2 separate regions of the Homo sapiens genome follow, and region 1 is linked to region 2. Evidence: read pairs that join two places in POLR2A ChIA-PET (ENCODE). Cell type or tissue: B cell. All regions are shown on one strand.

The links. Peaks named below come from ENCODE experiments on the same cell type or tissue, not always from the same donor. Only the 100,000 strongest peaks of a DNase experiment are listed, where the experiment ranks them.
Region 1: POLR2A ChIA-PET joins it to region 2 with 12 read pairs; 2 of 35 experiments call an interaction of 5 or more read pairs at or near these places.

What each region holds. Positions count from the first base shown.
Region 1 is chr15:101,103,563-101,111,562 of GRCh38, reverse strand. All of the region lies in intron 1 of LRRK1-AS1 (LRRK1 antisense RNA 1), which reads left to right. Among named protein-coding and RNA genes, the nearest start is that of LRRK1-AS1, 44 kb to the left of the region's middle. In B cell, no CTCF peak of the experiment used is centred here; no DNase peak of the experiment used is centred here.
Region 2 is chr15:99,498,197-99,506,196 of GRCh38, reverse strand. It overlaps LOC105371019 (a long non-coding RNA gene), which reads left to right. Exons shown (of 3, transcript XR_001751710.2): 2 at 2,672-2,780; 3 at 7,077-8,000. Among named protein-coding and RNA genes, the nearest start is that of MEF2A, 64 kb to the left of the region's middle. RefSeq lists enhancers at 1,501-1,630, 3,281-3,530, 3,811-3,880, 3,931-4,020, 4,051-4,210. In B cell, no CTCF peak of the experiment used is centred here; DNase peaks (open chromatin) are centred at 1,366, 1,946, 2,606 and 3,816; H3K27ac peaks cover 3,457 bases.

The DNA of each region.
Region 1 (8,000 bases), 1.6 Mb before region 2:
TGTCTGTGATCCTCAGTAAAGGTCAAGGCTGTGAGCTGGGAGAAGGAAGGAGGGATCCCGAGGAAGGCAGCCGAGGCAGGTGTTGGGGGTTCATGATGGAGGCATGTGGGGCCTGGGCCTGGCGAGGAGTGAGCAGGTCCCCAAGGGAAGGAGGAGCAGGGTGCCCTCTAGGCAGGGGCAAAGAGGCTGCCAAAAAGGGAGGAGTGAGAGGCCGATGGGGTCTGGGGGAGAAGCACCAGGAGAGGCAGGCCACGCCGAGCAGAGCCTGAATGCACATTAAGGGAGCTGAAATCCTAGGCTTCAGGTAAAGGATAGCAGAAGCAGCTCAGTCCCTCTGAGGCTGGGACCCAAAAATGTCCGGAAGGTTGGAAAAGGCCACCATCAGCGGGCGTTTGATGTCCGGAAGGTTGGAAAAGGCCACGATTGGCAAGCTTTTGTGAATGGGTCATCTCTCCCAGCATCCTGTGGGGTCAGCTGGTCCCACGGGAGCTGTGGGGGCCTCGAGCAGCTGCTACTGAGCCCCGGCACCTCCCTCACAGTCCAGATATTTCCAAGCTGTTCCTGCGTCCCTGGCTATCCTTCAGTGACCTCAGCCAGGATGGAAGATAAACCAGCCACTGAACACGCATCCCTGGGACCACAGCACCTGGCCAGCCTGAACCACACAGCGATGGGTCTTGGGCCTTCATTCCTGGGACCCCTCACCTGGTCAAAAAGGAGGTGGCTCCTCAAAGTTAGGGGCCCTCCAGGCTGTGGTGAAAGGCTGCTTCATGAATTGTGCACGAGGCCATATAGAGAGGGGATAATTCCGTGGTGGTAGAGATAGGGGCCTCGCATTAGAGGGCCTCGCTTTTCAAGATATTTAGAAACGCAACGGCTTATTTTTGGGAAAGAAATTTTCAAAAGTCCTGGGTGTAAATAAGTAAATAAATAAAGCTAAAAATGGTCTCCAAGCCTTGGAGTGGCCCGATGGGCCTTCCCTGAGATTGTCCACATGTGGGTGGGCTCTTTGTGCTAGTTAACAAAGCAGTCAGTTCCCTCGTTGTTACCATCTGTGTTAGTCCGTTTTGCATTGCTATAAAAGGATACCTCCGAATGGATAATTCACTAAGAAAAGAAGTTTATTTTGGCTCATGGCTCCGTAGACTGTATAAGCAGGGCACCAGCATCTACTCAGCTTCTGGTGAGGCCTCTGGAAGCTTACAGTCACGGTGGAAGGCAAAGGGGGAGCAGGTGTGTCACATGGGGAGAGAGGAGCAAGAGAGATGCCAGGCTGTTTTAAACAACCCCTTATCAAATGAATGAATCCAATGAGTGAGTGAGAACTCACTTGTCACCAATGGGTGGTGCTCAGCCATTCATGAGGGATCCATCCCCGTGACCCCAACACCTCCCACCAGGCTCCAACGCTGGGAATCCAACACCAGGGACCACATTCCAACATGGAATTTGGAGGGGACACACATCTAAACACATTACCATCAGTACTATTTTTGTGGACTACATGCACTCATGCCTTGACTCCTGACTTCCGTGGGCTGAAAGTACAGCAGCATTTTTTTTTTTTTTTTTGAAACAAGGTCTTGCTCTGTCACCCAGGCTGATGTGCAGTAGTGTGGTCCTGGTTCACCTCTGCCTCAATCTCCCCAGGCTCAGGTGATCCTCCCACCTCAGCAATTTTTAAAAATTGCATAAACATTGTCACCTTGCATCATGAAGACAATAAGTGACTTTAACATTTCTGTTTGCTGGGCACAGTGGCTCACACCTGTAACCCCAGCACTTTGGGAGGCTGAGGTGAGCGGGTTACCTGAGGTCAGGAGTTCAAGACCAGCCTGGCCAACACGGTGAAACCCCATCTTTACTAAAAATACAAAACTTAGCTGGGCGTGGTGGCATGCACCTGTAATCTCAGCTACTTGGGAGGCTGAGGCAGGAGAATTGCTTGGACCCGGGAAAAGGAGGTGGCAGTGAGCCTGTCTCAAAAACAAGCAAACAAAAAACGCATTTCTGTCGTTGTTATAGTGTGTGTGTGTGTGTGTGTGTGTGTGTGTGTGTGTGTGTGTGTTTTGAGACACAGTTTCACTCTCTTACCTAGGCTGGAGTGCAGTGGTGCCATCTCAGCTCACTGCAACATCCACCTCCCAGGTTCCAGCGATTCTCCTGCCTCGGCCTCCCGGGTAGCTGAGACTACAGGTGGGCACCACCGTGCCTGGCTAATTTTGTATTTTTAGTAGAGATAGGGTTTCACCATGTTGGCCAGGCTGGTCTTGAACTCCTGACCTCAGGTGATCCACCCACCTCAGCCTCCCAAAGTGCTGGGATTACAGGCAGGAGCCACTGTACCCGGCCGTCATTGTTGTCATAATGTGTGTGTAGTAAATTTCAGAAGAAAGAGAAAAGCAGTCACAACACCGGCATCCCCAGGCAACCATTTCCATGTTACGCTTTTCTTTGTTGTGATCTTTATAATTATTTCTTTAACAGGCAGGAGTAACGTGGGTGTCCAGAGCGGCCGTGGGCAGCCAGTGTGGATGCAGAGTGGGGGTAGACAGGTACGTGGACACTCAGGGACCAAGGTCCATCAGTAGCCCCTGGGGATCAGGAGGTAGGAGCCAGAAAGCGTGTCACCTCATGGGGGGATGAGGCAACTGACACACAGGGGCTGTGGGGAGACCCCCAGGGGCAGGCTGGCTTCTGCTGCTGAGCTGGACCTGTTAGGGGCTCCACTCCTAGCACTGGAGGCTTATTGTGGAGCTTCTGATGAATCCTCAGACCGAAGAGCTCCTGGTCTCTTGAGAGTCTCATTGGTGGTAAGTGGCAGGAATCGTTTACCATCAATGATAAGAAGCCCAGCCCACACCAGCTTAAGAAGAAAGGGCAATTTGTTGCCTCACATCACTGAAAAGCCCTGGGGCAGCACCAGCACTGTCGGAGTTGGGGTCTGAAGGCTATCGGCAGGCCCCTGCGCGGGTCGCACTCTTGGGAAGGCCTCCCCTTCCAGCAGCTACAGGCATACAGACCCCTCCGTGGAAGGGGAAAAGGATTAACTGATTGTGGAGGCCTGCGTCACAAGCCTATCAGCGCGGCTGGCTCTAACAAACTGCAGTAGACTGGGGGACTTAAACAAAAACCCCTTATTTCTCACAGCAGAGGCTGGGAAGTCTGAGATCAAAGCACCAGCAGGTCTGACATCTGGTGAGGGCCCACTTCAGGTTCACAGATGGCTGCTTTCTCTCTGTCCTCACATAGCAAAGAGAGAGATGAAGCAAGCTCCCTGGTGTCTCTTCTGATAAGGGCACTAATCCCACCATAAGGGGCTCCACCCTCGTGACCTTATCACCTCCCAAGGGCCCCACCTCCTAAGCCCAAGCCACTGGGGATTAGGGTGTCAATGTATGAATTTGGGAAAGACACAAACATTTAGTCCATAGCAGACACCCAGAACAAAATACAACCATTGGCTGGCTCAAACAGCAGAGAAATTCGTTTTCCCACAATCCTGAAGGCCAGAAGAAATCAAGGAGTTCACCTAGAGATCAAGGTGCTGGCAGGGGTGGTTGTTTCTCAGGCCCCTCTTATTGGCTGGGAGATGACTGTCTTCCTCTGGGTCCTCACGTGGTCTTCCCTCTGTGAGTGTCTGTGTCCTAATCTCTTCTTCTTATAAGGACAGCAGTCATATTGGATTAGGGCCCACCTATGTGACCTTGTTTTATCTTAATTACCTCTTTAAAGACTATATCAACCAGATATGGTTACATTCTGGGGTTCTGGAGGTTAAGATTTCAACATGTGAATTTTGGAGGAAGACAATTCAGTCTGCAACAGAAGATAAAGTCCCCGGCCCTAGGGGACCGGGGGTGGGGGTATGTGGGGGGAATGGTATCAGCTGCCTTTGATCACACCCTCACTGTCGGCCAGGAAAGGTGTCAATTGCTTCTCATATGTATGGTCATGATGGGGAGAAAGGTTGGCCTCTGCCAAGTGTCGAATGGTGGCTCCCATGAAGACATGTCCACATCCGAATTCCTGGAAACCTGAGGATGTGATCTCGGTTGGAAAAAGGGCCTTACAGATGTAATCAAGTGAAAGGTCTTGAGACGAGACCATTCTGGGTTACTGGGTGGGCCTTAAACCCAAGGACGAGTGTCTCCATAAGAGAAGAGGAGACACAGACACACAGAGGAGAAGGCCATGCAACTGCAGAGGCAGAGATTGGGGCAATGCAGCCACAGGGAACACCTGAAGCCACCAGATGCCGAAGCGGCAAGGGCCAACTCTCCCGCAGCGCCTCTGGAGGGGGGCATGGCCCTGGGACCCCTCAAGCTGGAATTTCTGGCTCCATCATTGTTTTGAGTCTCCAAGTTTGTGGTGATTTATTGTGGCAGCCCCCAGAAACGAATACAGCCCCTGAAAGTTAAATCATTAAAATATTTGAACAAAGTGTGGGTGATTCAATGGAACTGAACTCTGGGATTGCCTGTCAGGTTGAAGTCAGCCAGCACTTCCATCCAGCGAGGCAGGACGGGAAGAGGATGATGAGTTAGTAGGAGGAGAAGGTTTGGTGCAGAGAGGGGCAGCAGCCTGCAGAGGTGGGTTGCAGAATCCGGAGGTTTTGTGGGAGAGTCCCCAAATGTTTTGTTCATTTTCATTTTTCATTTATCATATACTTCTAACTATTTGCAAGATGTCCTGAGCCACACGAAGGCAGGCACACATGCACTTGCTCCTTTCTCTCTCTCTCTCACACACACACACACACTCTCTCTCTCTCTCTCTCTCACACACACACACACACACTCTCTCTCTCTCTCACACACACACACACACACTCTCTCTCTCTCCCCCCCGCCCCTCTCTCTCACCCCTCTCATTCTTTCTCTCTCTCTCTTTTTTTTTAAGACAGAGTCTCGCTCTGTCACCAAGGCTGGAGTGCAGTGGCATGATCTCGGCTCACTACAAGCTCCGCCTCCCGGGTTCACGCCATTCTCCTGCCTCAGCCTCCCGAGTAGCACCACGCCCGGCTAATTTTTTGTATTTTCAGTAGAGACAGGGTTCCACCATGTTAGCCAGGATGGTCTCGATCTCCTGACCTCGTGATCCACCTGCCTCGGCCTCCCAAAGTGCTGGGATTACAGGCGTGAGCCACCACGCCCGGCCTCATTCTTTCTCTCCCTTAATCTCACTCTCACTCCTACTCACACACATTCAGTGTGACCAACTACTTATAAATTTGAACTTAAATCATTGACTTTGCTGCTAGTTAACTCGATTTAGTGCAAACCTTAGAATAAAGCTGTTTTCATCCCTGTGACAAAACTGTTAACAATTGTTACCATTGAGAGCTAATTGTCTTTGTGAATCAAAACTTCCTTAATGTTCTAAAACAAGAAAAAAATGCAAAAATAAACTGGAAACAAGGCTGATGTAAATCCACCCACCATAAACTTCAGTGTTTAATGTCACCCCTGCCATGATTTGGACTCGAATACATATCATTCTTAAAGAAACACAGCCCAGATAGTAATTCCGATGTTATTTACACCTTTCCAAAACAGCTATTTGGCCTCCAGATATTTTTGCTAAAATCTCCAAGTGTGTTCCTATTTTTTAACGCTGAAATCCGAGGGGAACCTGGTAGGTGGCATTCTCTATGGAATATACCCTGCCCCCACCCTCATTATTTTCTTTCCCTTTGAAGACAGAAAAAGAAAACTGACCTCTTTGGCTTTTGTCCTTTGACTGAGAGCAGGGGAGCATGGCAGCTGTACAACTCCTCTTGTTAATAATTTTAACCCTGCCCGTCACGGTTATACAGTTGAATACATGAGATCCATTTACACCCATAAACTACTGCTTTGGTCTATTTTATAGACTAGCAATATGTGTCATAAAAGGGAGGGGGTCACTATTAACTGTAAACTTAAAAACCCACTGGCATGGAAAGAGGAAGTCCAGGCAGTTAGTGGCTGTCTGGATTTATCCATCAGGTCCAAGGGGATGAGGCTAGATTAGGCCCTAACTTTCATGGCGTTCCCCCCTTGTCTGCAGTCTGCAGCCCCCAAAACTCCTCAACCCCTGAGATCCCCTCTGAGGCCCATCAGGTGCCATTCCAATGACTCAGCTTTCTGGAAATTCCAGCCAGAAATCCTTCTGGGGGAATCCATTCATTTAGCTCCTTGAAAAGGCACCTCTCAAAGTAAATTAACAATTTGGCAGTTCTGTTTCAACACTGAAGTCTGCTGTGAGTTTGATCACATGAGTCAGGTTCCCCAAGTCTTCCAAGAGCCATGGGACATTTGCCTGTGAAATGCCAGCCCGGGGCTTCCTGGCGAAAACCCAGATCATCACCATTCCTTGTCATCTCTCATCAGGGTGACATCGGATGATAAACAGTATAAGCGTCAGGATTAGTTTGTCAAGAGTAGGACATTTGGAGCCAGGCAATGTGGCTCATGACTATAGTCCCAGCCACTTAGGAGGCCAAGGCTGCAGGATCACTTGAGGCTAGGAGTTCAAGACCAGCCTAGGCAACATAGCTCGACCCTGTGTCCACAAAAGGAAAAAAAATTAGCTGGGCATGGAGGTGTGTGCCTGTAGTTCCAGCTACTTGGGAGGCTGAGGAGGGAAGATAGCTTGAACCCAGGAGTATAAGGCTGCATTGAGCTATGATTTGCGCCCTTGTACTCCAGCCTGGGCAGCAGAGTGAGACCCCATCTCTTTAAAAGAGTGGGGATATTTTGGTACAAGCCATCTGGCTTCAGGTAAACCCCTGCCAGGGTGTGGCCTGTGGAAGGCGGGACAGTCAGCTCACGTTCTGGAAGGCCACACCAGTGAGTGCCAACTGTGGTGACATCCGACTCATGAAGGGTTTGTGTGGTTTGGGACACCACTTAGTGGAGGATTTCTTTTTGAATCTGGACCCCTGCTAGTCTCATCCCAAGACTGGCTGTTAAGGAGGCGCTTGCCATGCCATTGCGGGGAATGTCACTAGGTTCTGGGTGACGAGGGGTGAGTCCTGTGCTTGCACATGAGGATACTCTGTTTGTCACTTGGTTCTGGGTGACGAGGGGGTGATTGCACACGAGGATACTCTGTAGGCACCAATTCTGTAAGTAAAGCTGGAGTGTAGACGGGTGACCCAAGGCTGACTGGTTTCCGGATTATGACAGGGAAAAAAAAGTGCTTAAGAAAGCTTGGGATAGCTGCACATTCTTTCCCAGCATTATGACAAGTGCAATCAACATTTGCTGCCTAAAACCTGGCTGCAGCCCTGGACCATCTGTGGGACGGGGCAGCTGCCATGTTGCCACTTGCTCATCTGACTTTGTATTGGTCGGTGGCTCCAAAATGCATCGGAAAGTGAAGTTGCCTTTCATTTGGAACTGATGCGGATGCCTACTCAGCTCCTGTTAGGGCGTGGGCTTTGAAGGGAGCTAAGAAATTCTCTAATGTTGGCAAAAAGTCCATATTCTAATTAGTGTTCAAAGTAGATAGTAGCCCTTTCCAAGCAAAAATCTCCTGTCCTGGAGGAGAAGGCCTTATCAGCCTGGATGTCTTCTCCCATTTCTAACCATTTTGGAAAGTAATGACGATGCGTGCTTTAAATTTATCAGAGGATCTTCCAAAGGTGCAAATGCAATTTGTGGGCATGGGGACTGTCACTCTGGAGTCCTCTGTGTCCCGCCTGGGAGAGTGTTCTGGGCTTTGTGGTTTGAAGGGCATGGTTCCAGCAGTGGTGCCTGTGTCACCTCCTCCCACTCCACACCCAGGGCAGACATCACCAGCCGATCACAGCATCTCTTCCCCAACCCACACCCGCTTCCCAACACCTTGCTTCGGGCAGCACTCCCAGTGACTCTTGCCTGTTTGTCTCTCTGGGCTTATTATTCAACAATTATCAAGTGCTAGGCACTGAAATGGTGCTGGGAATGCAATGGTGAGGCAAAGGAGAAAAAGCGTCGGCTCTGGTGTTGTTTATAGTCTACGAGGGGCTGATG
Region 2 (8,000 bases):
TGGCCACTTTTTGATATAATGATTTATTTTCCTTTGGATAGTGTTTGTATTAATTTACATTTCCACCAATGGTACATACACATTCCCTTTTTTCTGCGTCCTCACCAACATCTGTGTTTTTTTGTCTTTTTACAGCCATTCTGACTGGTGTAAGATGATATCTCCTGGTTTTAAGTTGCATATAATTTACTTTTTAATTTTTTTTAATTTTAAATTACTCTTCTTCATATTGACCTACCTTTTTTTTTTTTTTTTTTTTCCTTTTTGAGACAGGGTGTCCTCTGTCACCCAGGCTGGCGTGCAGTGACACAATCACAGTTCACTGCAGTTTCCACTTCCCAGACTCAGATGATTCTCCTGCCTCAGCTTCCCAAGTAGCTGGGAGGCATGCACTACCATGCACAGCTAATTTTTGTATTTTTTGTAAAGACAGGGTTTTGCCGTGTTGACCAGGCTGATCTCAAATTCCTGGGCTCAAGCAATTGCCTACTTCAGTCTCCCGAAGTGCTGGGATTACAGGCATGAGCCACTGTCCCTGGCTGACCTGCCTTTTAATGTAAACTTATGTGTATTGCCATGAAATCACAGTTTTGAGGAATGATTTTTGTTTTAATACATCTTAAAATGAACATGTAACCATTAACATGAGAACTATATGTTGATAATAACTGTATGTTCCAACGGTGGTGTGGCATCATGTTCTAAGAAACACTGGCTTCAGGGCTTCTGAAGGAAACCATAGCCTGGACTGCCCAGACCCTGTTTTTTGGACTCTTTAATATGAGCAGCACTGATGCTTCTGCAGGAGCACTGGGGATTCTGGAATGGAGTCAGGGTGATTTTTGGACAATGTATTGACTGCAGCAAAGAGCACCTTCCTGTGCCCAGCAGGCTGCGTGAAAGCAGACTGCTCCTACCCAGTGCCAGGGCACCTAAGAGGGTGACGAATGGCAGTGGGCTGTCCCTCCAAAGCCGTGTCCAAAATGCTTTTTATGCTTGGCCACAAATTTTGTAAAAACCTATGCAGCGACTAGAGAGTAGGAAAAAAAATACCCAAATTCCCTGCTGACTCTGAGGTGCTTGTTTACAAAGTGAAACGTCCCTGGTGAATTGTTTCATTTACAATTAAATCTAACAATAAGCTATTGTGGCTAAATTAATTTCAAGCTAATTTCACAGGAACCCCATGTCCTGTATCAATTCTAAACAAAAGAGTGTGGTGTCGGGCAATATGACTCATTCTGAAGCCAGGCCTCCAGGAGGAGCTCCAGGAGGTTGATGAATAAATGCTAGGTTAAGAGAGCAATGCTCAGGTACCCTGCAGGCCAGGCACACTGCTGTGACGGGTTCTGGAAGCCCCTGTAGGTTGTGCCAGTCACGTACCAGAGACTGGCTTTCTACTGAGAGCACCAACCCCTGAGCAGCCCTTGACTGAGGCAGAGTTTTCCACTAGAACCTGGCCCGCTCTGACCACAGCCTGGAGGAGCCCGGTCCTGGCCACGAGTGTTTCTGCGTAGGGTCTTTAGTCCTATGGACACCTTGATGGGCCAAACACCTTCACAAATAGCATCCCACTTCATCCTCGCCCTGAGAAGTCCGCATGGGTCTCTCCTTTTTATGATGCAATAAGTAAGCTCAGAACCACCCCGAGTAATCATCTCAAAGCCATGTAAGAAGGAACTTTCAGAGCTAGGGTTTCCACCCAGACCTAGTGAGCCTGGTCCTTCTGTCCCTTCAGAGAAACAGTGGCCATAAAGATCCCCTACTCCATCTAGTTGGTCCCCCCCATCTCCCCACAGTGAAGATCTCTGAAGTTTATCTGGAAGCTTTTTCCTTTGAGTTTCAGATTTGACTCTGGTTCCCAATTTGGCTGATGTCAGTTACTCACATTTGAATGTGAGTGATTTTGAGAACAGACTTTGGGCCTCTCTGCTCTATGGTGGTGGGGGTGAGGAGGCCAAGGAAACCTCATCTCAGCCTCAGAAAGGGGAAGCTGAGGATGCCAGTGAGAAGCTTGGCAGGATACCTTTATTTTTAGGGGCAATGGCCACAGAGTCTTTTTCCTCATGCTGCTTTGTCAAAAGAACAGATCCGTGCACATCCCACCTTCTCTGGAACTAAGGCTCCAATGATGCATGAGTCTTCATTTTCACAAGCAATAAGCACCTGCCTGTGGGTGTTTTCAATTATGTTAGAGAATAATTCTTTCCTGGTTGGGCAACTGGTTTGGATTATTAAGATGACCTTCGAAAGAATTCACAGAGCGGGTCCTTCATAGGGTTTCTGAAGTGATGCATTTTAATTGAGATTGTTTCTGCAAAGGAAAAGATTAGGTCAGTGATACCACTCTCATGTTTCCTGTTTGCTCCCTGCCACTGTGGTCTCCTGTCTTGGCCTTCCCAAACGGGACAGGTTGTGTCTGAAGGCAAGAAGAGAACCATCGGTTGGAAAATCTGGAGTCCTGGGGAAGGAAGGCTGTGAGACGGTTTGCCTGTGTCAGGGCTTGGGGAGCATGACATTTGTGTACCTGAGCAGGATGTCATTTCCCGCTGAATAACCCGGGCACCTACCCAGCCTTTATTTTGGCCCCGACTGTGTGTTAAATGCAACCAATATCTCCTCTGAAAGCTCCTAAGAACAATCTGAATTGATGGGGCTGTTTTGTTTCCAGCCAAAGGATGCTGGTGGCATCAGCGAGGAAGGCAAACCCCGTGACCGTAAGAGCTGAACAAGGAGGCGGGAGCCATCTCTGCTGGCCAGGGTGATCGGTGCATTCAGGGGTGAGGAATGACAAGAGCAGTGCCCTGAAATATTTGTTTCTCTTCTTGTCGTGTTTTTTCTTTGTTATCTGATGGCTTACATCTGACTTTCCCAACAGGCTGCAAAACAGTAATGATTGCTGCCTGGGGGAGGTGACCTTTAAGTGGAAATACTGTCCTTGTGGGCAAAAGGCCACAAACAAAAGGTCAACATGTGGACCAATGGGGAGCTGCCTTATTTGCCCACCTGGGGCCTTTACCCCGATTCGGCCTTGCCCTTCCCACCCCTCCTCCCCCCAAGCAGATGGATGGGAGGGGGGCTCCGACATCCACATCCAAGCGTTGAGTTCTTCCCTCTCCTCCTGGCCCTGACCGATTTTCCACAGAATCTGGTTTCATCCCAGTGTTGCACTCCTAGCAATGGGAGGGAGGGCTGGTGCCGCCCACAGTGAGTAGCTTTACTGTTGACGGCTCAAGTACTTCTAGCCACGGTGGGCTTTCCTTCAGCTCAGTCCCATCTTCAAGCTGGATAAACGCAGTCCTCAGGGGAGGGGCTCCCCTCCTTGGTGCCTCACCCCAGGCTCCTCCACAGTGGAGGGGCTTTCCTTGTGGTTCTCGGCCCTCTCATGAGTTCTCTCCCAGCTCCTTGGTCTTTGTCAGGCCTCTGCTCCTCTTCCTGGAGGCAGAATCTCTGTGTCCCTCAGCCTCTCCATGCTGCTTGGTTTGTGTCCTTGGGTGGAGCACCTTGGAGGCTCTCAGAGAACCTTCTCAGGCCAGCCCCAGTGTGTTTCTTGTGTGAAAGGAGGCCCTTGTTATGAGCTTTGGTTTCCCAGCACCTGAAGCATGATCTTGATATTTATGTGGAGAATTGCGTCTCTCACTCTTTTTTTTTTTATTTTTTGAGTCTTTGTGAAGAGCAAAACCACCTCTCTGAAAGGTAAGTGATGGTCAGATACTTCCTTTTTCCAGCCTGCCTTGCAGCTGGGGCTCAAAGAGTGGGGCTTCCCAGCCAGGTGAAGGTGCCAACACCAGACTCAGAGCTGGTGACTCAGGAGGGAAGGGACAGTGGTGGCCGCAGGAGCAGTGGCAGCCAGGCACAGCTCCTGGGGTGGGCGAGGTGTGGGTGCTCAGAGGTGGTGGCAGGGTTTCCCCATCAGCCCTGTTCTGTGGTGTGATTTGACTCATGGTTCCTCAAAGATCAGCTCTGTGCCTGTGTGTCCTCTAAAATGATTCGGAGCTGCCCCATAGCCTTTCACGAGACTCCCTTTCACTGAAATTAGCCAAAATAGGTGTCTGTTGCTTGCTACTAAGAACTTGTTGCAAACGGCATTTCCCTCTACTTGAAGCCCATTCTCAAGGTTTCTGTATCTTATTTTCCTTGTTGGCCGGCAGCCTCTACCCAAAGAAAGGGAGGGAAAGCCATCTGAATTTCCGAATGGATTTCTTTAAACACATGGCAGTGACAATACTCTTTACAAAGCCCAGGCTTTGGTTTCTTCAAGTAAATTGAAGGTGAAGGGGAGGGACAAAGGGGCAGCAAGTCTCTTGAGAAGCCCACGTGTGCCGTGGCACCAGAAGCATGGAGGGGCCCCAGCGGATGGGCCACACGTGGTTTCCCAGAGCCCCCAGTTTCCCAGGGTGGCGCAGCCAACGTTTCCATGCCATGTAGAGAGGACAGGTGTGCCTGAGAGCAGGCTGCAGAGCCTTGGTAGTGGGATAAAGAGAACACGGGGCACCTGCTTAGGTCTGGCAACTGGAGAGTGGAGAGGCCACAGATACAGGGGGTAGCTGGGTAGGTGTCAATGTCCTGGGGCCAATGAACATTGACTGTCTGGGTTGCAGACACACGGTGCCTCCCAACCCGGAATACACCTCACTCAAGTTTAACACCTGGTGAGAAAGAGAGGAAAGAGGAATAAAAAAAATCCATAACTGATTCCATTTTTACTTAAAGGACAGTGAGAAAATTTTGATAGTGACTGAATGTAAATAAGGGGTTAGGAGCTGCACTAAATTCAATCAAAAAAATTAAGTAAGTTATTTGCCTGTATAAGCCTGAAAAATTTCAACCTTCCTCACCTCTTGGGGTTACCATAGGTTTTGGAACAAGGTGGAGATTGGGGCTAGAAAACCCACCGTCTTCCAACTCGGCTTTATCCTTCTCTTTAAGAACCAGGCTTTCTGCACTTGATGTGGTTACATCTTTGAACTTACTGGCAAGAAACATATGTCTGTAAATTGGCCTTGAAAAGTGATACCCATATGCAGGTTATAGAGAAGGGCTAGGATCCTTATTCCAGGAAATCCTCTGCTTTCCTGGGAAGAAGATTACTGCAGTGAATGAAAACAAGATGAAACAAAACCAAAGGAATCAATACATTCCATCTGCCTTTGCTGCTTCAGCCTGTTTTGGGAAGCTCAGGTGCAGAGGTTGTTGAGAGCCTGCTGAGAAAGTTTGCCGAAAAGGTCAGCATTCTTGGTCATCAGGGCTAGCCCCAGATCTGCTATTGCAGGGACTCTCTTCTGCACCCTCCAGCTTTATATTTTCTGGAAACATCTCCCCTGATCAAGCATGAATGGGACTGACCAAACCCTGCCTGCTTTGACGGCATGTTACCTTGCACAATACTCAGGCTAATAACACACACCCTCCCATGGGTGTTTGTTGTTTGGGGCCCTCCACCTTCGAGGACAGACACTGTCCTGTTTTGAACTCGAGGCAGGAACTTTGACACCTGCCCTTGGCTGTCTCAGGAGCTCCAGGAAGTGTCACTTTATGCCATAGTGAAGGTGCTCTTCTGTATGGCCCCTGCCTTCCTTTGCAGTAGACAACTCACCCCTCTCCAAAAATGCCACCCATGTTCACACTGCTGTGTCTTTAGACACATTATCTCAGCCCAGGATGCCCATCAGCCTGCCCTACCCCACTCCAGCTCCCTGCCTACTGCAATAGGATGTCCTAGACTCTGCTAATGACCAGGCGCCACAGGATGGAGAAGCCAGCGCACAGGAAACACGAATGGTGAAATCCAAGAAGCCACCCTCCCTTTTTTTTTTTTTTTTTTTTTTTTTGATCTGTCTCAACAGATCCTCACTCCGTTGCCCAGGCTGGAGTGCAGTGGTGCGATCTTGGCTCACTGCAACCTCTGCTTCCCAGGTTCAAGCAATTCTTGTGCCTCTGCCTCCTGAGTAGCTGGGACCACAGGCATGTGCCACCACACCCAGTTAATTTTTCTATTTTTAGTAGATATGGGGTTTCACCATGTTGGCTAGGCTGGTCTCAAACTCCTGACCTCAAGTTATCCGCCTGCCTAGGCCTCCCAATATGCTGGGATTATAGGCGTGAGCCACCACACCCATCGCAAGAAGCTACTCTGAGCTGAAGATCAATCAGTTTATCTAAAATGGGACTGGAAGGCAAGGTGTGGCTTGGACATTGACCAGATGTGTGGTGGTGATGGATCATTTGACCTCTCTAGGCCTCTACTTGCTCAGCTCTGAGCTGATGGGGCTAGATGGATGAGTCCTGTCTGCCACATTAGCCTGCGACTGTAAGTCTGGGTTTGCTCCAAGATGGTTCACCCACATGGCTTGTGGCAGGAGGCCTCAGCTCCTTGCTGCATAGACCTCTCCATGGGGCTGCCTGAGTGTCCTCACAACATGGCAGCCAGCTTCTCCAGTGCTAGTGATTTGAGAGCGACAAGGGCAGAAGCCACAATGTCTTTTATAGCCGTACCATCACTCGACCTTACTCCATCGGTCACGTGGGCCAACCCTGATCCGATGTAGAAGGGGACCACACAAAGCATTGATACTAGGAGGTGGGACTACAGATGGCCATATTGGAGGTGGCTGTCACCAAGCTCAAAATCCAAACTTAGTTAGGCTCATCTGAATTATCAAGAAATCGATCTGGAGGATTTCCTAGGAGTTCCTGCCCGCAGGGTTTGTATCCTGCCCCTTCCGTGCCCAGGAGTGATAGGTCCTGTGGAGCTGGATACCAGAGAAAATCTTTTCATGACACCAGGCAATGCCAGACATAGAGTTGACAGTCAAGCAGGCGCCACAAAAGGGATCTGAGAGCCTAAGGCTTGGAAAGTCCAGAGGCTCAGCAAATGTAGGAGGGCCAAGTAGGAGCCAAGTTGGAGCTGAGTGCAGGAATACACGATTTCTTTCTTCTTCTTTTTTTTTTATTTTTGGAGGAGGGAATAAGTCATTCATAGTTAACATCAAAGTAAATGTGTTCAGATTAATACCTTGAATTATATTAATGTGCTTTCTTTTTTCACTCCTTATTTGTGATTTCCACCTACTTAGCCACAGTTTCCATTATCTTCATGAGCAGTAGCTGGAATGAAGGAGAAATGGAAAGTGGGAATGAAGACAGGATGCTGAGCTTCAGATACTTAAATAAACTCAAGAACAGGAGGACTGAAAGCCAAGATTTCAACTGCAAGAGCCGGGCCATTAAGAGAGGAAAGGGTTTCCTAAATTCGCATACATTTCTTTTAAATACAATAATCTTAGAGGACAAGCATGGGGTTTTCACCACACACCATAGTGTAGAGAAGGATTCACAAATGACCCAAGAGCAGTTCCCTGTCCCCCAGCAAGGTGAACAGCCCTTCTTGGGCTGGGATGTGGGGGGCAGAGATGAGAGACATTTTCAGTTAATGAGATTATTAGATTAAGACACTATACCTAGAGTGCAGGAGAGATTATGGACATTTCAGATGGTCCAAAGAAGAATCTGAAAGCTTGTGCTCCACTTTCTGTTTAGAATTCCAGGCAGAGACTGCCTTGCAAGGTGATCTACACCCATGCTGGGGGGCTTCAGTAGAGGAGAAATGATGGTGTGAAACGTTTAGATATGGAGGGAATCTGAGATGCCATAGAGGAGGTTCCCTGGGTTTCTGTGTGGCTTGGGTGAGATCTAGAACTTTCTGTGTGGGATGGGAGTGGGGAGCAGTAGTACTAAAAGGGTCGCGGGAGAGGAAGAGGTTGGTGCCTGGTAGGAGACAAACCCCTGCAGCTGGAGGCCAAGAGAGGATCACGGTGGGCAGAGCACATGGCCCAGGGGTGGAGCCGACCTCCAGACACCAGAAGAACAACCTAAGTTCCTCCCACACAGTCAGACTTGAAACTAGAGGACAGACAGAGAACCAGGAATGTCTACTTTGCCCCCATGAGGAATAGAAACAACTTCCTGACTATCCCTTGGTGGGACAGGAGGACTTTCAA